Linked DNA regions of Homo sapiens: all the other regions are linked to region 1. A link is a loop called in an ENCODE intact Hi-C map of the cell type or tissue named here. Cell type or tissue: dorsolateral prefrontal cortex. All regions are shown on one strand. Region 1 holds the start of LOC105378530 (a long non-coding RNA gene). Region 2 overlaps LINC02641 (long intergenic non-protein coding RNA 2641). Region 3 overlaps LINC02641 (long intergenic non-protein coding RNA 2641). Region 4 has its middle 31 kb from the start of LINC02641.

What was found. A loop is a pair of places that touch in the nucleus more often than their neighbours do. Peaks named below come from ENCODE experiments on the same cell type or tissue, not always from the same donor. Only the 100,000 strongest peaks of a DNase experiment are listed, where the experiment ranks them.
Region 2: a loop joins it to region 1, with 2.7 times the contacts of the local background. A loop is called at or near these places in 3 of 110 quality-filtered maps.
Region 3: it touches region 1 in a loop (6-fold over the local background); 15 of 110 quality-filtered maps call a loop at or near these places.
Region 4: a loop joins it to region 1, with 4 times the contacts of the local background. A loop is called at or near these places in 3 of 110 quality-filtered maps.

The regions. Positions count from the first base shown.
Region 1 is chr10:123,556,856-123,561,855 of GRCh38, forward strand. It overlaps LINC02641 (long intergenic non-protein coding RNA 2641), which reads left to right. Exons shown (of 12, transcript XR_007062326.1): 11 at 1-3,341; 12 at 4,973-5,000. It overlaps LOC105378530 (a long non-coding RNA gene), which reads right to left and starts at 1,835. Exons shown (of 3, transcript XR_946395.3): 1 at 1,769-1,835. RefSeq lists an enhancer at 1,492-2,210. In dorsolateral prefrontal cortex, CTCF peaks have their summits at 2,676 (motif pointing left) and 2,875; DNase peaks (open chromatin) are centred at 1,964, 2,606 and 3,086; H3K4me3 peaks cover 927 bases; H3K27ac peaks cover 1,834 bases.
Region 2 is chr10:123,500,595-123,505,594 of GRCh38, forward strand. All of the region lies in intron 8 of LINC02641 (long intergenic non-protein coding RNA 2641), which reads left to right. Among named protein-coding and RNA genes, the nearest start is that of LINC02641, 160 kb to the left of the region's middle. In dorsolateral prefrontal cortex, no CTCF peak of the experiment used is centred here; a DNase peak (open chromatin) is centred at 3,017; H3K27ac peaks cover 826 bases.
Region 3 is chr10:123,380,978-123,385,977 of GRCh38, forward strand. All of the region lies in intron 6 of LINC02641 (long intergenic non-protein coding RNA 2641), which reads left to right. Among named protein-coding and RNA genes, the nearest start is that of LINC02641, 36 kb to the left of the region's middle. In dorsolateral prefrontal cortex, no CTCF peak of the experiment used is centred here; no DNase peak of the experiment used is centred here.
Region 4 is chr10:123,314,815-123,319,814 of GRCh38, forward strand. No RefSeq gene overlaps it. Among named protein-coding and RNA genes, the nearest start is that of LINC02641, 31 kb to the right of the region's middle. In dorsolateral prefrontal cortex, no CTCF peak of the experiment used is centred here; no DNase peak of the experiment used is centred here.

The DNA of each region.
Region 1 (5,000 bases):
ACTTGACACTCCCCAACCGGGTGACGTCTCAGGTGTCCGAGGGGGAACTCCATTCCTGCAGCCCCACCAGGCTCGCCGAAAGCCTGGGCACCAGCATGCCTCGGGGAGGGCTGAGCCCCAGGCCCGGGAAGGGGTGCCTAGCTGACCCTGGCGTGTGTGTCCTCCTGGCTCACCTGGGGCACCCTGCCTCCCTGTTGGTGTTGTTCTGTCCAGCTCTGTGACCGCCCCACTCTCAACAATGAGGCGGCCTGTGGTCCTCACTGGCCAAATGGACTCTCCTCTGGGAGTTTGAATCTGTAGCAGCCACCCAGAGAAGGAGGGTGGGTGGACTCCCAGGAGCTCCCAGCCCTCTGAAGCCCAGTTTCATCATGGACTATCCAGTATCCTCCCAACATTTGCCTTAAGTTTCCACCAAGAATCTTAAATGGAACAGAAGATTTGGGGCAATGACATCCACCAGGGTGTCTCTCAGAAACATGCTGATGGGACCATGGAGGGCCTCATGGAGGCGGGGTCTTTTCCTCTGGGCTCTGACAGATAAAGGCATTGAGAGGTGAAGTAGGGAGGGGGTAACGCTGCTGCCAGGTGGGAAGATGGGGCCCCAGCAGTTGCTGGCTCCTCCGTGCAGTCCCCTGACCTCCTGCCAGAAGGGGGGCAAGGGGGGAGCCCTCCTGAGCCAGGGGCCATGCTTGGTGTGTCTCCTTTGACTGAAGTCACAGGACTGTTCCACCCAGAACAGCAGGGTTGGGGGAGCCTGGGCACCAGCATGTCTTGGGAGGGCTGAGCCCCAGGCCAGGGCAGGGGTGCCCCATGTCACCATCCCTCAGCCCAGCATGGCAGACTGACCATTTGCCTCAGTTTCTCTAATGCCATCTGCTCTTCACCTGAGTCAAGGGGATAAACAATTTAGAAAAACAAAGCCCCCGAAAAATGCAATCTCAGCATTAGGCATGGTGTTATAATAGAGACAGCATACAAGAGACTGAATTCTAGAAGCTGCAATCAACAGGCCGACTCCCTCCCCAGGGGCATCAGGGGCTGCCGGGGGTATCTTGGGCCCACTTACGCACGGGCATTTCAGGGGTCACAGGAGGTGAAAAAGCAGGCTTGGCTTCAGGTTTAAGGACCAAGAGAGACTCACCATGCTGTTGCCCCAAATGGTCACTTTCAAACCCACCAGTGTCCTCCAAAAAAGCTGCTTATATTTTTAAACACCAGGGTCAAATGTTTTAACAATAAATTCTTGTCCCGCAGTGAATAATTTGCTTTAGTTTCTGTGGGATTAGTAGTCATGGAAAGCTAGAGCTTTCCTTGCCTGTACTAACTGTCACTTCTGATGCACTAAGGACAGGATTAGGTACAGCCAGATGACATTTATATACAACAATTTTTCTGCTAATAAAATACCCTACAGATTCTTATGCAGCCCCAGCTTCACATGTCAGAGACTGAAAATAGCTCTAATCCTGACTCTCCCTCCACCCCCAGAATGAGAAGAGCATCTTTTTAACCCCCATTTAACAGTAGAGGAAGCCGAGGTTCAGAGATGGCAGCAGGGAGATCCCTGACTCCCATGGCCAGCCGAACAGGGACTGAAACCCAGGTCTACCCTCGGGGAGGTGACAGGCACCCTCCCACCCTCCTCCCTCTTTCCTTTGAAGGTTCAGTTCCAGATCTTGCCCTGGGTTGAAGCAAGAGATAGTTAAAAAAAAAAAAAAAAAAAAGAGTAAGATGAGGCCTCACCATTCCCAGAACACACTTAGCTTACATTTTCAGGTGTTGGAAGCCCCGGAGCCTCACAGGGGACCACGCCCACTGCCAGGAGCTGCAGCGATTCCCCTTTTGTGGTCAGGGAGGCCGTGGAGCCCTGGGTGACCCTGTGACTTCCCAGGCTGCAGGTGGGATTGAGCCAGGCACTGCGCACGCAGCACTGTGAGCCGCTGGCCCAGGCCAGGCTCCAGAGATGGGAGCTCCGCGGGTTCACAGTCGTCTGTGACAGCAGAGCTGAGGGGAGGACGCAGACCCTGGCCTGACCTTGGGCTACCTCTCAGGGTTAGGCCACTGCCTCTGCTGCAGACCCAGGCGGCGCCCAAAGCCTGGGCGTCCCTCCGCTGCAGTGAAAGGGAAAAGAAAACCGGGCTGCGGTAATGCCTGGAGCCAAAATCTCAGGGAGAAGCCCAGCTCCCGACACCTACCCTCTTAAAGTGCAGTTGGATTGAATGAGGCTAAAGGAAGTAACAGGAACCCCGGCCTGGAGGAAGGAGCACGTGCTATGGGCCTCAGAGGGTGGCAGAGGAGGTCTGCAGGGGCGAGAATCTCGGACAGAGCCGAGGCACAGGTGAGCGGTGCCCGGCACAGCAGCCTGGTAGATGGGATCGGGGCGGACAGCGGGGGAGAGCGGAGAGGGGTCCGCCTGGGTTCACACCCCAACACCCACCAGGAGCCCCTGGGAACCAGTCAGGCCCCCAGCCCAATCCCAGTTTCCCCAGGCCACTGCTGGAACAAAAAGCCTCACTGCAGACAATGGGCCCTTTCTGTAGATGCCCGCTCGGGGCTGGGCACAATCGCCGATTCATAAGCCAGGCAAGGCCCCACAATACCCAGGCTGTGTCCAAGAAGGACACCGACGGGAACTCGGAGAGGCCAGTGTCTTTGGTGGGGAAAGGCTGCTCCCTGGTGGTCCACAGGGGCAGTGCGCATGACCAGGGCTCCCAGACTTCAGGCAAGGATGATGGCGGAGAGACACGGCTTAGAAGTCATCCCACCATATGGACGGGGAAACTGAGGCCCAGAGACATGCAGAGACTTGGCTCGGACTGTTTTCTTCAATGTGAGATAGGATTTGAAGGGGGAAAGTGAAGGAGTTATTTCACCTGATGTGTTAAGTGCGGAGTGAGGTAGGTGGGATTTAGAGGGGAAAGCGAAGAAGGAGTTATTTCACTCAAAGTGCGGAGTGACGAAGATGAAGGAACACGAGGTAGCCGGGCAGTGGGTGCTGAGTTGGCTGACACTGGCTTCCTTCCAGAGCGCAGGGGTGCATCCTTCCGAACCTCGCATTCAGTGACGTCACCTTGGTGATTTGAAGTAGGCCCTGGTGGAAGTATTTACACCATGGACATCAGCAAATGCAACCAAGACCTCCCGCTACCCTGGAGAGCTGGGTTTAAGACATTTGCCAGCACACCACTGCCCAGGGACCAGTCTCAGCTCCAGAGCTGTGGGTTATTGGTAAAGGATGTGATTTCATTGAGCCTCAGTTTCTGTATCTGTAAAGCAGGAATCTATCACTTATGAAATATCCTGTGCAGGCACAATCTTAGGTGTGGAGGATACAATACAACGTAAGTAAGATAAAAGTATCCACCTGTGTGGAGCTTGTATTTTGGTGGGGAGACAAACAAGGGAACTATAATGATATGTCATGTCATAATACATGCAATGATGACAAAGCCAGGTGAAAAGGCGATGATGGTCATTAAGTTCAAGATGGGGAGGGGTTGGGGTGAGGGCTGGCCTGTCTGAGGAGGGGCATTTGCAGTGCTGGAGCAAGCCATGGAGGACAGGAATTGCTCCAGTCAGAGGAACAGCAAGGACAAGGGGCCCAAGACGGCATGTACTAGAGGCTCCACGCATAGAAAAAGCCAGCCATCCCCAGCGCTGTAACTGAGTGGCCAGTGGTGGGAGGTGAGGTCACAGACGCGGAGGGGGCATACATGGGGTGAGCGTTTCAGTCTCAAAGTATGGACAGCCCCAGGGGCTTTTGCAGAACAAAGTGATAAGATCTGATTTGCCATTTAAAATAATCCTTCTGAGTTCCTGTGGGGTAAAAGACTGGAGAGGAGGGTGTGTGAGGTGGGGCCAGGAGCCCAGGGAGCTAGGTCGGGGCCCCTCTGCTAAGTGAACAGGGGAGAACAGTGCCTTGTGGTTTCCTGACATTTAAAGTGGAGGCTTTAAGGTACATGGGTGCCTCACATCTTCAGGCATTCCAGACGCCGCTTCCTCCCGCTCCTGATTGTACAATAACCTTTACCCTCTGTGGGGTATCATTCTGTGTGCATTCATCCTCATCTGGGTCATGTCTCCCACTTACTTGGTGACGACCTGGGGCTTAGAGATACTGTGGAGCCTGCTCAGGGGACACAGCCAGTGAGCAGACACTCAGTCTCTCAGGTTCCAGGCCAGTGGGGCGTGGTCTTGGAGGGTCTGGCTGGTCAGAGTCCCTAATCAGCACCCAGCTCTGGGCTTCCTTTCCACACCTCCCATGCCTCTCTCCATGCAGCTCTTTCCCCAGCTACTGAGACCTTCTGGGCCCTTTCCCTCATCACCGCTCCCTGCCTAGGACCCTTCCAACTTCCTCAATTTCCAACAGGAGTGAATAATCAGGAGGCTTCCTCCTGGGGGATGCCTTTACCTGGATGGGCCTGCCTCAGGCTGTTCTACCTGAATCCATTAACTCCTGAACCATAAACCACAAATTCCCCAGGGCAGGAGTCGTGTTCATCTCTGTGGACTTGAGGGTCTGGCCCTGAGTAGCGGCTTGCACGTGTTGTTAGCAATAATGACAGCTGGGCTTATGATGCAGGTACTGTGTCACGCAAGGTGCTGAGTGCTTTACCTGTGGTGTCTTATTTGACCTTCACAAGCACCCTGAGAGGAAGTTAAGGATATTATCCTTTTCAGCACTGGGTACGTTATTTGTTGGGGACAATGCAAGATAAAAATGTGGAGCCCCTTGTTAAAGATTGTTAAGAATTATTAACAAATTATTTAAAATTTATTAAGAATTTCAACAGCAGAGCATTCAAGCAAGCATGGGTCCATCTAAGTATGACTGTGCAGGTTGAATGCCTATGAAGTAAACTCTGTCCCCATTTTAAGATGAAGAAACTGAGGCTCAAGGAGGTTAAGTAATGTCCCTGGGGGTCATGCAACTAGGAAACAGCAAAGTTGAGATCTGTGTTCTTTATTACAGTCTTTGTAATAGTTAATTTTATGCATCA
Region 2 (5,000 bases), 56 kb before region 1:
ATCAAGCTCTGACATAGAGAAACTGTGGAATTGCAAATCAAGATGGGGAAGCTCTATATAATGATGAAAGTTCAAGTTAACCAATAATGACCATGGAGGTGAGGAAGACAAGATCTCTGCCCTAAAGGACAGGGCACTGTGGGGTGGGAGAGCAGACATGGCATAAATCATTCAGTCCCAGACCGGCTGAGCTGAATGCTCTAATAGAGGCATAAACAGAGCATAATGGGAATGTTCGGGGCCGGGGAGAGATTGATAATCTTGGTTTGCACCTTTTAGTTCTGGCTTAGACAATGAATGCATATTCACACATTTGACCAAGTAAGGAACTCTGATGTTTTATTAAGCTGCTTTACAGTTTCCTTCGAATAATAAGACAAATGTATTAAATCTGTTTCTCCCTTACAATGGTAAATTCCATTTTCCTGGGCACATTTTGTACGTTTATCCTGCCTAACTTGGGTTCTCATCCTTAAATGCTCCTTATGACAAAAGCTTCACTAAACATAAGAACACAAGTTGGAATGTGAAATCTGTGCTCTGATCATTCAGAGCATTTTTGTGTGAAGAAGTTAATTCTTTGCTACTTTCAACACTATTTCTAGGATTTTCTTCCCTGGGATTTTCACTAACATTTCAGGTCTTTTTACTCACAAGTTCAACGTGTGCTCTCACATCAGCATATGAAAATCTTTTTCACTACCCTCAACAGTGGTGGTTTTTTTTTTTTAAATTTAGACACTGAATTCTAGGTTCTTTCACATGTTGCTATTATTGTCTTTCTCTTGTGTAGCTTCTGCAAAATTGGCCCCACAGATTGTCTCCTTCTGTCTCCTAGGGAGGTGGTTAAAGATGCAGGGTCTCAGCAACCACCCCTGAGATTCTGATTAGTAGGGCCGAGATGGGGCCATGGTTCCTATGCACAGAAAAGTCGGGGGACAAGCTCTACACATTATGCCTCAACAGCCCCATCCAGCCCCAAAGTTAGTGCTGGCTCCTGCAGAGGCCTCCCCAGTGAGTGTCAGATCTGTGGCTGCAGCAGCTGCTGCAAAGCCCCTTGGATGGCCCACAAACACCCCAAACCCACCATGCCCCAAGGCAAACTCATCACCTCCTCCCCAAGTCTTGTCTACCCCATGTGCGCCATCTGTGTGGGCATCACCTATGACACAAACTTCCCTCTCTCTTTTCTCTGGCATCCAATCAGCTACTAAATCCTGAGATTCCATCTCAAAAAACATCTCCACGCCTTCTGTTCACCTCCGTGTCCATTACCACTCCCCTGGAGTAGGCTGTCAGCATCTCTCACTTCAGCTGGTCAAAGTTCCCCACCCCATTTCTTGCTTGGCTTACTTAATTCACTATACTAAAGCCAGAGGGATTTTCTTGTTTTCTAAATGGCCAATCCAGTCTTCCTATTTGTCAGCCCAAGTGGCTCCCATTGTGCTTCAGATGGAGAGCTTCTCTCCATCACGGCTCAGAGGGCCCTCAACCTATCCGTCTCCTGCAATTCCCTATTCCGCCTCTCACTGTGCTTCATCTCCCCTTCCTGACCCGACACCCTGGGTTTCTTCCAGGACCTCACACTGCTGTGCACTCACACCTCCAGGCCTTGCATCTGCCATCTCCTTGGCCTGGCCTGAGGTGCCCCTGCTTTACCTGCAAAGGAAACATGTCCTTCTTGTCTGAGAAGTCATGTCCCACCTTCCTGGGTCAGCTCCCTGGCTCCAGTCCTGGAGGAGCCTGTTTTGCCCTTAATATAGCACCTGCCCTCCATTATCAAAATTGCCTGTTGGCCTGGCCGTTATCACCAGACCACACCCTACAAAAGCAGGACCCATTGACCTGGTTCTCAGTGATGCCAACGACCCTGTCATAGTGGTTGAATCATATAAACTTGCTGATTTTTTACCAACCATTTTTTTGCCTATAAAAATGACTGTTTTGAATGGCTCAACCTAATACCTGTCATTCATAAATTTCAGTCAAATGAGAATGTAAACATAGTATCTCTTTGTTTTAATGAGAATGTCTTTGATTGTCAGTGAAGCCTAACTCTCTTAAATGGTGTAGACTTTTGAATGCAAATGTCAACTCGTTGTATGAGGCTCACAAAATGGGTGTAAAGATTCAAAATGGATTCTTTTAAGATCGATGTTCAAATCACATCTCTTATTCCGTTGGATCAGGGTTTCACACCTGAGCAGCATCGAAGGGGCCACTGAAGTGGAGCAGAGGAATCGTTTGAGGAGAATCTCAAAGAGGACTCACCTGCTTTTGTAGAATTTATGCCACGAGATTAAATGCTCAGATGATAATATTTCACAAGTTACATGTTTGCTTATGGAATATTTTTCTCCTAGTGAAAATATGATTTGTAGATAATTACTTTAGAAACACACTCACTTTTTATTTTCAAGATTAAACATTCCCAATGGCCACGTTGGTCTATGGGAGATTTATTTGACTTCTGAAGATAAATAATAAATTGCCTAGTTTCAGTTGCCTTTCTTGCCCTATTCCATTTGCTGAGAATGTGTAGATCAATGGAAACATTTTTTTCCCCTCAGATCTTAGTTAGCAAGAGGCTGCCATCTATAGATCCTTGACCCAATTGCACACTGGTTTCAGAGACTAAAGCAGCAGGGGCATTATAGGCCTTTAAGAGTTTTATATCTTTTAACTCTGAGGATTAGGGTTTTAGGTTTTTGACAGGCTTTTATTTCTAATTTAATTTGCTTTATTTTGCAAAGAAGCTCAAAATGCTTATTGTAAGAAAGACATAAGGGTTGTCTAGCTTCCCTTTGTGCAGATGAAGAAACGGAGGCCTGCAGATGTCGGAGACTTGCTCTCTGGTATCATCCAGGACATTGGGGCAGAGCTAGGACCTGCAGCCAAGCTGAATGTTTATTTCCCAGGTATCCCCGCCTTCCTGATTCAGGGAAACAAGGCTTTCTTGGCAGAGGGGTGCCAGCACCACAGATGGAGTACAGCCCAAGTTGATGCCATAGCAGCTGCGTTTCCCCACCAACGCTACAGAGTCACTGCTATAAAGAAGAAAAATTCTGGCTGGGCACAGTGACTCATGCCTGTAATCCCAGCACTTTGGGAGGCCAAGGCGGGCCTGAGGCCTGAGGGGAAAAAACAAAAATTTTTTTGAGGTGGAGTCTCGCTCTGTTGCCAGGCTGGAGTGCAGTGGCGTGATCTGGGCTCACTGCAACCTCCGCCTCCAGGGTTCAAGCAATTCTCCTGCCTCAGCCTCCCAAGTAGCTGAGACTTACAGGCACCTGCCACCATGCCCAGCTCATTTTTTTTATTTTTAGTAGAGACGGGGTTTCACCATGTTGGCCAGGATGGTCTCAAACTCCAGACTTTTCCTTTTCTTAAAAAACAAAAAAAACAAAAAAAACAAAAAAAACGGAGTCTTGTTCTGTTGCCCAGCCTGGAGTGCAGTGGTGCAATCTCAGCTCACTGCAACCTCTGCCTCTTGGGTTCAAGCAATTCTCTCTGCCTCAGCCTTCTGAGTAGCTGGGATTATAGGAGCCCGCCACCATGCTTGGCTGATTTTTGTATTTTTAGTAGAGACAGGGTTTCACCATGTTGGCCAGGCTGCTCTCGAACTCCTGACCTCAGGTGATCCACCTGCCTTGGACTCTCAAAGTGCTGGGATTATAGGCATGAGTGACTGTGCCCGGCCAGAATTTTCCCTCTTTATAGCAGTGACTCTCCTTAGTTCTTTAGGGAAAAATAATAATGATAATGATGATAATGAAAATAACAGTAATAATTGCGTAAGCAAGGTTGTGGGGGGAACAGAGTTTATAATCAGTATTGTGTTCATGAAACGCTTCTGCATGTAGCAACAATATTATGAAAACAGCAGTGAAGGTATCTGCTTCTAATTAAGACAAAGTGGGAGGACCACACAACTTTAAAAGTGTGTGTTATACAGAAACAAAGGGGTTTGACTGTTCCCAGCTGCCCTCAAGTTTAAATCCACCATGATCCTGCCAAAGCTGAAATGCCTGCTCCCTGCTCACTCCCAGATGCCAGACTCATCAACAAAGGCCCACTTGTTCCTTGGGATTTGTGTCTTGATGCATTCTCAAAGAGAGGTTTCCAGGGCACCAGTCACCTGCAGCTCACCTGAAGATGGCACATGGCATGTCGCTGTGCCCCCCTCCCCATCCATGTGCTCTACCTGGCAACTTGTTTCTCCCCACCTGAAAGTTGACCTGAGATGAAACTTGCTAAGGTAAAAATGATACTGAACACATCAGTTCAAGGGTGTCCCCCAACATGGTGGGGGACCTCTGGCCCTGACCGCTTATGGACAGTTCCTTGTGGCTACTCCTGCACTCTGACCCCTAGAAGGGCCAGAGTCCCAGGGTGGTGGACTACAATAAACACAGGAAAACAGTCAGCATAGAAATCCCTGTTGTGGTGCAGGTAGGCATAGCCCATGGGATCTTGCTCTCTCCCCAGTCTAAGAAAGTTGTACGTTTCAGGTCCTTTGTGGCGACAAAGCTGTACTTGGCATCTGTGTGTCTACTTTGTCCACAGATCCTGGCTGCTCTCCATTACCTGACCCATCCTACATCTCTGGCCCTTTCTCCTGCCCCTGCCTGTCTGGCACCAGGCTCTCCCAGCACGGTGAGCTGAAGTGCCTGTTTCTGGATGCTCCCCCAACTCAGTTCTTCCTTTGTACCTATTGCTCCCTCTGCCCCAATAGCCTCACCTTGCCCCTGTATGCTCACCATATCCTGCTCCTCCTGTAGAACCTAGGACCACCATCATTCCTCCAGGAGCCTTCCGTGGCGTCCCACTCCTACATGGGATTGGTTGCCTTTCTTTAAGCTACCAGACTCCTATAGGCTGTGCCTCCATTTTGGTTCTTACTGTCCTGGACTTGAATTCCGTGATGGTGCTGCCATCTCTTGCATAGCATTGTGATCTCTTACAGGATAAGGACTGTGCAGATTCACCTTTCTGTTTCCAAG
Region 3 (5,000 bases), 180 kb before region 1:
TCCTCCGCTCTCTCCTGCTTTTTCCCCCATGAAAGTAACAATTGTTAGTTTGAAAAGGTTCCATCAATTAATTCCTAAAAGTGAAGCTCTTCTAAAATGAGGAAAAGCTTAACATCCCTTGCCAATAAATACAAAGACAATGGCCGATGCTTACTGCAATGCATTTCATATAATTATTTCCCACGATCAATAATCTCATCAGTAGGCTCAGTGATGGGGACATCACGGTAATGAATGGCTGGGTCCAGCGGCCATCAGAAGTGCTGTCCTTATCCCTGTCACCTCTGAGCTGCCCAAGGGCATGACGGGAATCAGGGCTCTGCCTGGCCAAAGGATTAATCATAGTTATCCCCAACTCATATTCGTGTAATTTGCCTTCCTAATGCAGCCTGCCCTGAATTGATCAGCATGGATTTCTTGCTGCACAATAGGCCACTCTTGTGGTGTAGAGAAGAGTGAGAAGGACTCTGTGTACATGGCAGGGAAGGGTCAAATTGGATTAGTCACGCTCAGGAAGTAACAAAAACTGAATCACACCAGACCACTGCTGAAGCATGTTTCTGGAAGCCAGGCTAGAACTTCTGGGGACTTTGGGAAGGGAAGGAGAGACGGCTCCATGCACTCACAGTGTTCTTTAGGGGCCAGGCAGAGACGTGGGCCTCCCCGTCTCAGTCAGGGCCACAGGAGGAGCAAGGAGCAAGGACAGCAGGAAAAGGGACTTTCTTGTTGTGATCTTTTAATTCCCAGTTCCTAAAGGGCACCTACTGTGCTTTTCCAGAGACCTTTAAAAGAAAAGTCCCAGGATTTGGAACTCTGAGGTGCTGCCTACTATGGAATATGCAGGGATGGAGGCCATGGCTTCACAGTTGCAACTGAGTGGCTCAAATCAAATGCAAACCGCAGGATCCTTCCTTTTGCCATAGCAAAGGCTACTTAACCTCTCCATTTCTTTCACTCTGGATGTAGTTGTGGTGGGTAGTAGGGAAAAGTCTCCATCCATGGAGTATTTCCTACTCTTAGACAATGTTTCCCAAGTTTGGCCTGGCTGGTCCATTTGGGGATTGGATCTTACTGCTCTCCACATACTCTGAACCTTTTCTCACCTCAGTGCCTTTGCATAGGCTGGTCCCTCTGCCTGGAATGCCTTTCTCTCCGTTCTTTCCCTGTAAAACTCAGCTCAATTGGCAGCTTCGAGGTGAAACCCTTATTGTCTCCCAGCAATTAGTCTGAATCCTGTTGTATCTGGTTCGTCCCTGGGGTGTAGGATGTGCCACCTTCCCTTTTAGTTACTTGTCTGGTGCCTTCCTTCCTATTGAGCCAAGAGACAGGAGACCCCACCCCTTCTACCGTGGTGTCTGTACTAGTTTGTTCTAGCATTGCTACAAAGAAATACCTGAGACTGGGTAATTTATAAAGAAAAGAGGTTTAATTGGCTCACGATTCTGCAGGCTGTACAGAAAATGTTATTCTAACATCTGCTTGGCTTCTGGGGAAGCCTCAGGAAACTTACATTCATGGTGGAAGAGGAAGTGGGAGCCAGCACTTTACATGGCTGGAAGAGGAGGAAGAGAGAGAGGGAGGAGGCGCCACACTTAAACAACCAAATCTCAAGAGAACTCACTCACTATACCGTGCCAAGTGGGGATGGGGCTAAACCATTCACGAAAACTCCACCCTCATGATCCAGTCACCTCCCACCAGGCCTCCAACACTGGGGATTATAATTTGACATGTGATTTGGGTGGGGCCACAGATCTAAACCACATCAGTGTCTCTGTATCCTTGTAGCCTAGCACACAGTGCTCTCAATCTCAGTTTGTTCATTTGTTAGCTCACTTGTACTGAGTGTACTGAGCACCGGCTTGGTTCTTAATGCTGGGGACATGGTGATAAACAAAGTGGTCTGCTTCTGTCCCTGTGCAGCATGTAATCTCGTGGAGGAGGCAGACGTTAGTTGAATAGCCCCATAGGTCTATTCAACAGGAGGATGAGGGCCTCAGAGACATTCAGCAAGCACAATAGGAACTGACCTGGTATATCAGGGGAGGCTTCCTGAAGCAGGTGACTTTTGACCTGAAATCCACAGGGTGGGGCAGAGGGACAGAATGAAGGTGGGTGAGAGAGTGGGTAGGGAAAGTGTGTCAGCAAAGGGAAGGTCTTGCAGGAAGGGTCTGATCATGAAGATGTTTGGCAGGTATGGGTTGAGTTGCATCTCCCTAAAAACTGCTCAGTCCTGGTACCCGTGAATGCAACCTCATTTGGAAATAGGGTCTTTGCAGATGTTATCAAGTGAAGATGAGGTCATATTGAAGTAGGTTGGGCCCTAAATCCTATATGACTTGTGTCCTTATAAGAAGAGTGGAGGGAGACACACAGGGAGGAGAATGCCATGTGAGGACACAGACACACGAGGGAGGTCGCCTTGTGACAGTGGAGGCAGAGAGGGAAGTGCTGCAGCTGGAAGCCCAGAAACCCCAAGGGCTACCAGCCACCCCTGGAAGCCACGAGAGGCAAGAAAATGTCCTCCCCTCCAGCCTGCATAGGGAGTGGGGCAAAATCCACACCTTAATTTTGGACTTCTGGCCTCTAGACGGGGAGAGAATAAATTTCTGCTGTTTTAAGCCACTAGGTTTGTGGAGATTTGTTATGGCAGTTCTAGGGAATATAGAAATGGTAGGTTTGGGGAAATGAGAGTGTGGCACAGCGTGGCTGGTCTGAGGAGCGGGGAGGAGAGAGGAGAATGAGATGAGGCTGGCAGTGTGGGCAGCAGCCAGCATCATGGCGGCGTGTTGGTTGTATTCAGGATGTGCTTTTCATCCTAAGAGCAGTGCATTTTAGGAACACACCCTTCTCTGCTGCGGTATGGGGTGCCCTGGAGGCCAGGACTGAGAGCAGTGTGGATGGATCCGGGTGGCTGGTGATGTCCTAAACTAGGTGGCAATGGAAGGAAGCTGAGGGATGGGAGAAATAAATGGTAAATGGTTGAATTTGGAATAAATAAGGGAATGAGTGGGACCATGCCATCTGCAGAGGAAGAATGAAGACCGACTTTCAGGAGAAACTCCCTGCATTCTGGAGCAGAGGAGTGACCTTGGGACCGAAGAAGGGTTGTTACCTCTCTTCTATAACAAGGATGATTTAAGTATCATCATTATGGGTCCTGCCCTAAAGGTCCCCACAGCAACGTCATGCTATCTCATGAAAGCTGCCAAGAGGCTGCTGCTGTCCCCAGGCTACAGATGGGACAGCCTTAGAGAGGTTCAGTAACTTCCCTCATGTCCCCAGGGATGGCAAAGTGCTAGCACTGGAAACCAGTTCTCCATGCTTCCTCAATGCCTGTCCAACTTTCTTCTCACCGCGCGACTATCAGACACCTCCTGCGTGTGCTCCCTGACTCCATCAGCACACACCAGCCAGGCCAGAGCCTACTGAAATGGTTCTTAATCTTTTTTCTCTTTTAAATGTTATTTTATTCTGTCACGTTATCTGCATCTTGCTTCTTTGTAGGGGTGGAACAAGGGGAGAGTTAAAAGAATGCAACAGACACACAACTAAAAGAAACAGAGGGAACAGAGGGCCAGATCAGATAGCACTGCCTGCTGACAACACCTCTTGGAGTCAGCCGGTGGCACCAGCACCTTCAGAACATGAAGTGTTTCTACAGAGGAGGCAACTGGTCTCCTGGGTGGAGCTTAATAGAGACTTCAGGTTTAAGATGATGGTGACATGGAAGTGTAGATCTGGTGCCTGGTGCTCAGTTAAAGATGAAACAGGACAGAAGCTTGGAGCATCTAGTATCAGTCTTGGGCTGTCTCACAAAAGATCTTCCCCTTATGATGAACAGGAGGATTCTGTAGCCTTCGGGGATAGCCTGGAGGGACAGGAGGAGGCAGTGACCACACCCATATTCCAGTCTGGCTCTGCTGCACCCTTGCTGTGTCTTTGGCTTCTCTGGGCCTCAGTTTTTTCATCTGTAAAATGAGGGACTGGACGAAATGACCTTATGTTCTACTCAAAAATGCAACAATCATAATCTTATTCTTAACATATCATTAAGACATAAAATTAAGAGTTTATGTATTCCCTGCAAGTTTGAGTTGTCTTGAATCCACAGCATCAGAGCTCACCACTGCCCTCTTGGTTCTGGCTTTGGCCTTAGCTCTCAAATGAAATGCAATTCTTGGATTCAAATGCTATCAGTAGGTCAAGTTTTTTGTTTGTTTGTTTTTTTCTAGTGTGTTTGTCAAAGGGAAAGGGAAGGAGCTGCTGCTGTTTGTGATGTTCCTATATCACGTCATGTCCTGTGCAGGCCCAGGGTCGCTGACCACCCTTCTGGTCCTTGTTTTCCTTTATTTCTGTTGTGCTATACCACCAGCCCACTGACAGTATTTCTGTTGCTCCATCCCACCAATCCCACTAAATGACAAAAGCTAACAAAGTGCATTTTGTGGAGGTGGGTGTATCCTCTAGAAAATTCTAGTAGTGTAATGGCCAAGGGAATTTGTTGCCAAATTTCCTTCTAAAGGGGTTGATTTTGCTACTTAACAAACCATGCTAAAACTCAGTGGCTTAAAAGAAAAATCATTTATTCTCCTGGGCCTTCAGGTTGGCTGGAGATCTGATCATGGCTGGGCTCATTTGTGTGTCTGGGAATCTGCCAGGGATCAGACCATCTAGGCTGGGCTCAGCAGGGTTGGTTCATCTCTCCTCCATGTGCCTCTCATCCTCCCGGGGTCACTGGGCTAACCTGGGTATGTTCTTATGGTCATGGCAGAGGCCCAAACGGGAAAGCCCAACTGCATAAGCACTTTACAAATGTTTGGCTACATCATATCCACTCACTCTGTCAGCCACAGCAAGTCACATGGTCACCCCAAAGGCAAGGACAGGGAGGTATCCTCTGCCTCTTTAGTGGGGGAAACTGCAAAGTCATGTGGCAAAGGGTGTGGACACAGGGAGGAACTAAGAAGCAGGGTCCTTAATGCACTTTGTATTTTTAC
Region 4 (5,000 bases), 240 kb before region 1:
AGAAAAGTTAAGTTTGTTCTTAAAGTTGTTGGGAGATGGTGGTTGTGAGAGGCAAGGCTGATGCAAACCTGTGGAAATGTCTCTCATTTTAAAGTCCTCGTCCAGTGCCTCACAAGTTTGGACATACCGACTTCAGTTCCCAATTGGTAATGTCTTATTGAAAAGTCTGGGCTAATCACAGATTTTTCAAAAATGGGAATGGTCGTTCTTGGTCTAAATCACTCAGGATTTTCAAGTGCTGCATTTTGGTCCCATCTTCCAACATGAAATGTAGAAGCTGCCCTGATCCTGCAGGTGGGAGCTGATAGAACAAGTCTTTTTTTTTTTTTCCCCACAAAGATGACTGAAAAAAATGAAAAGGAAAAAACCTAGTAGGCAAACAAATAAAGCCCCCAGATAAGCAAGTAAGCAAGTAAGCAAGCAACCCAAAGCGAAACCCTCACATCCCAAGCAACCAGAAACTCTCCCCACTACAGACTGACAAAAGCCAATGCAGCCTTGGAAGTTCGATTGGAAAAAGATAATTTGTCTTGGTAATTTAGCATTCAGGCATCTGTATGAGCATATACACACACATACATATTTCTCCATTCCATTCCAGTGGCCTTTTGTTCATGTTGTTCAAGTCTTTTTTTTAATAGGACATTAAAATAAAGTTGATTTTTTTTTTTTTTATGCTTGGAGGAACAGCCTGATCCCTGAATGAATGAACCTGGAAGTCTGCCAATAGGACTGCTAGCCAAAGGGGTGAGGTTGTCAAAACTGAAAAGGTCTTCTCTTTTGACTGGTCTAAGCACTGGAGAAAGGGAATTTACTCTGCTTTTTGAAAGTTGCACTCAGCAAATTAAAATCTCATGCTCTGGAGGTTGAAGTACCAAGTTTTCAGTCTTTCCAGAACCTAGAAAGAGCTGAGCTATGAGGCTGTGCCATGGGGAGCTGTCTCGTGGTGGCCAGAATAGTCCTTCTCACCGCTGGTCTTTTGGATTTAGACAAAAGTGTCCAGTGAGAGGAACACCAATGGTACTCATTTCCTTGAGTGGCACTGCAGAGCCTGTCTCTGGGAGAGATACGTGACCCTAGAAGGTAGAATTGGCTGTGCGATTTATGGAAAAAAAGGAGCCTTGGTCAGAATTTACTGTGGAAACTTTTTCACATTTAGTGCCAGCATCCACCTGCAGGATATCACGATTGCCTAGTGGTCTTCAGTCAACCAAGGTCCAGGACGAAACCACAGGAAGACTTTTGGCTTTCTAGTCTACGTTCCAGAGAAATGAGGGAAATCTTCACGTGATTTATATTTGGTTAGAAGTGCCCAGGGTGGAGAGAGGGGTGTGTATTCTCAGGCAGGCCCACTCAGTCAAGTTGGCAGCCAGTGTTGGGTTCATTCAATGTTCTGTGAGCAGCGCAGAGTGCCCGAGGACTCCCAGGCCCTGTGTTGGCTGTTGGGTGGATACCAAGATCCATGTACTCATAGTTGGTCAGCATGGGTGGCTCACTAGAAGCCAGACATGGTGTGTACCGGGTGTTTAGGCCCAGAATGGTGCTTTTCCTCCTCATGGGACTCACTTTCTAGAGGCCCCCAAGCCAATAGGCAACAGATTACAGGAGAAGGTGATCAACGCTTAGGCCCTTATGGGATCACATGGAAAGGATCCTGAATGGACCTTGAAAGGGATTGACAAGAAAGCTTGCTGGTGGGAGAAGCGATGAATGCTTCTGGCATGAGGAGAACTACCATGTGGAAACATCTGGAGGTCAGAGACACTATGGAATAACAGAGGAACAGAAGAAGTTTGGGATGGCCAGGGCACAGAGTAGACACAGATTAAGCATCAATTCATAGTTCAAAATGGTGTTTACACATCTGTAGTGTGTGTGTGTGTGTGTGTGTGTGTATGTAATAGGGTGGCGGGTGGGGGGAGGGAGAACTCTTGAAAAATGCAGATTCCTGGGTCCTATTCAGAGAATGAGGTGGGCCCTCCAACAGCCCAGAAGACAGTGCCCCAGGCCAGAGAACATTTGGAAGGTGCATCAGAGCACATGCCCCAAAGGTAGAAGTTTGCATGAATCCCCACTTAGAGCAGGTGAGGCAGGCTCCACATTGGCCCAGATGGCATACAGGGAGCATGGCAGGCCTTAGGGAGAAGGGGTCCTGGTAACACCATGACCCCATGAAGTACCCCTCAACCCTGCTCTGAAGAAGCTTCCAGAGCAAGCTGAGAGGCTCACTCTGTACCTAGTAAAAGCAATTTCCCCCTCTTCAGCACACACGGGGTCCTCACCCAAACCTATGGCACAGGGAGGGACATAGCCATATTGTTGGCCTTGCTTTACCAGCTGGGGTCCAAAATGAACTTTTCCAATTTAAATGAAATAACCCCAGTCCTCATGGCTCTGATTTCAAGAATGTCCTTTGCTTTCCAGGGACCTTCCTCCCAGAAGCACACGGTTCCTTCTTAGGCCAAGAGGTTAGTCCTGGGACTGTCCCCTTCCTATGCCTTGGAGCTAATTGTCTGGATGGAGCCATGATTGCATGTGGTATCAAAAGCATCCCTGTTGTCATCATCGTTGTCATCACCATCACCATCATCACATTCTTCAGAGTGCTTTTATACACATGCAGTGGCACTTAATCTCCCTAAAAGATTAGGGAGATTTAAACTTAAGACCACCACATCTCCCTAAAAGTCCTGGAGGGCATGTGTGGTGTGGGATTTTTGTTCCCATTTTACAGATGCAGAAACTGAGCTTCAGAGGTTATGGCTTATCCAAGATTACACAGAAGATGAAGCTAGCTCCCTCTGGCAAGGACGCGTAAGGAACAAGAACTCCAAGAAGTGTTTGGGCATGGAGGCAATGAACTGGGGCCTGAAACTGGAGCAATGAAACTGGGGCTTGAATATGGCTGGCTCGCTGTGCTTTTCAAGTTTAAATGAAATAACTCACTGCCTTGCAGAGAGGAATGTGCCACCTGTCATCTGCTCCAGATGAACTAGCTGTACTTGCCTTCTCTGTGTCAGTGGGGAGGCTCCATCCAAGGGAGTGGGCACAGGCAGCACTCCTGGGGAGGCTGAAGTCTCCTTATCACCCCCAGAGCCCAGTCTGCAAATTCTGGAAGGGCAAGGAAGAATAAAGCAGGTCTGATGCAGGCTGGAGAGGTGTTAGGACTGGGCTGGGGGCTCCTCAAGCAGGGGAATCTCTTCTCTAGGATCCCGGCAACAATACCCCTTAATACCTTTCCCCGATTCCTGGGCCAAAAAAGTCTTGCCAGACATTCTTACAGCACAGAGAGCTCAGTGTGGTCTTCCAGAGGGGTTGTCAGGCCTGTCCTGGGAGTGCATGTGAATGGATGGGAGATGAAGCTCCCTCACTGCTGGGGGCCATGAGGTATTGGGGTGCTTGGGGCCAAGAAGGGCTTTTCCTTGTGCACCCCACGATAGTGGTAAGCAGTCTGGGCAGAATTGGAGGTGACTTCTGTAGGCATGAAGTATCTTCTTCATGTTAGTATTCTCAATACTCAGCAAATGATAGGGGCTCAATAAGTGTTTGATTAATGCAGAGGAGGTCTGCACGCTTGCAAGAATTCAATAGGACATAGGCTCCTCTACCCCAGCCTGTGCAGAAAACCAACCATCTCGAGTATCTGCAGACTAACAGCAGCTCATCCTCCTTGTGGCCTGCAAAAACATCCTGAAAGGATCAAATCACTTCTGGGCCACCCCTTCTGCACCCCAAGTGATGGGAATAAGAACGCCTTCCTGGCCCCTAGGGAGCAGGTGTGGGTGGGAGGGGGTGCTGAGCATTTGGACCCCAGGTGAAAGGTCATGCAGTGCAGTCATCAGAGGGCCTGGGAGGCAGCAGCCCCTGAGTCACCATGTGCAGGGCCTCAAAAACCAAACAGGGGCAGGGAGAGCTGCTCTGAGTCAGAGGAGAAGGGGGCCTCTTTCAACTGGGGTAGAAAGGAAGACTCTCTGGAAGAGGTGGCCTTGATCTGGGCTGGGATGAGGTGGGGGAGAACTTAGCCACAAGTAATGGTGGCAGCAGTGAGGGGGAGGTGGGAGTAATGGAAACAGCTGCAGTGGTGGTGACCAGTGGCAGCCCACACAGACAGACTCAGCGGTAGAGAGAGTCAGCCAGGGAGCTGCTGTCCCTAGATCTCACTATCTTCATCTGAAAATGGGGATCATGAGGTGTCCCTTCACACCTCCAGCCAGGGAGCTGCTGTCTCTAGATCTCACTGTCTTCATCTGAAAAGGGGGATCATGAAGTGTCCCTTCACACCTCGCAAACACAGTTGGGATGGGAGTTGTTTTCTTCCTTGGTTAAAATAGTTCATGTTTTGTTTTCGTTCTTTTCCGGTGTATATTTCTGAATGACAGCCCGAGGGGGCTAAATCAATATTTGTTAAACTCCTGAATAGGGGTGTGGGGCTTGTAGGGCCTGCAGGAGAGATGTGGTTAGAAGGGATCAGGAAGCCCTGCAGGCCTAAAGCCTAGAAATGAGATGACAGCTGGAATCCATGGGCGTCAGTCAAAGGAGGTGAGATGGGATAGAAGCAAATGGGAGTCAGGTAGTCTGGGGCCTGTTCCCGTTCCACCAGCGTTTTGAGGGTGACTTTGGGTAGGTTTCTGAGCCAGTTTCCTTGGCTAGAAAAGGAAGAGTTTGGCCAGATGGTCTACAGAAGGCACTTCCAACTTTGATGTTCTAAGAATGTATTTGATGCCGAACTACTGTGGACCAGAACCTGCTCTCTGCCAGGCCCTGTCACTTGGGCCATCATGCTGTAAAAAAGGCATGTCCCCATTTTACAAGCGTGGAAACTGAGACTCAGGGTGCAGATATGGTTGTCTTCAAATCCAGCACTAGGTCCTTCTCTACCATGTCAGTGGTCATAACCACATTAACCAAAATAGGTGCCAACGTGCCAAGTTATAGACTGGAACTTTTGGAGGAATCACAGAGTGGGATCCCACATTACCTGGTACTGAGAAGTTATGCCA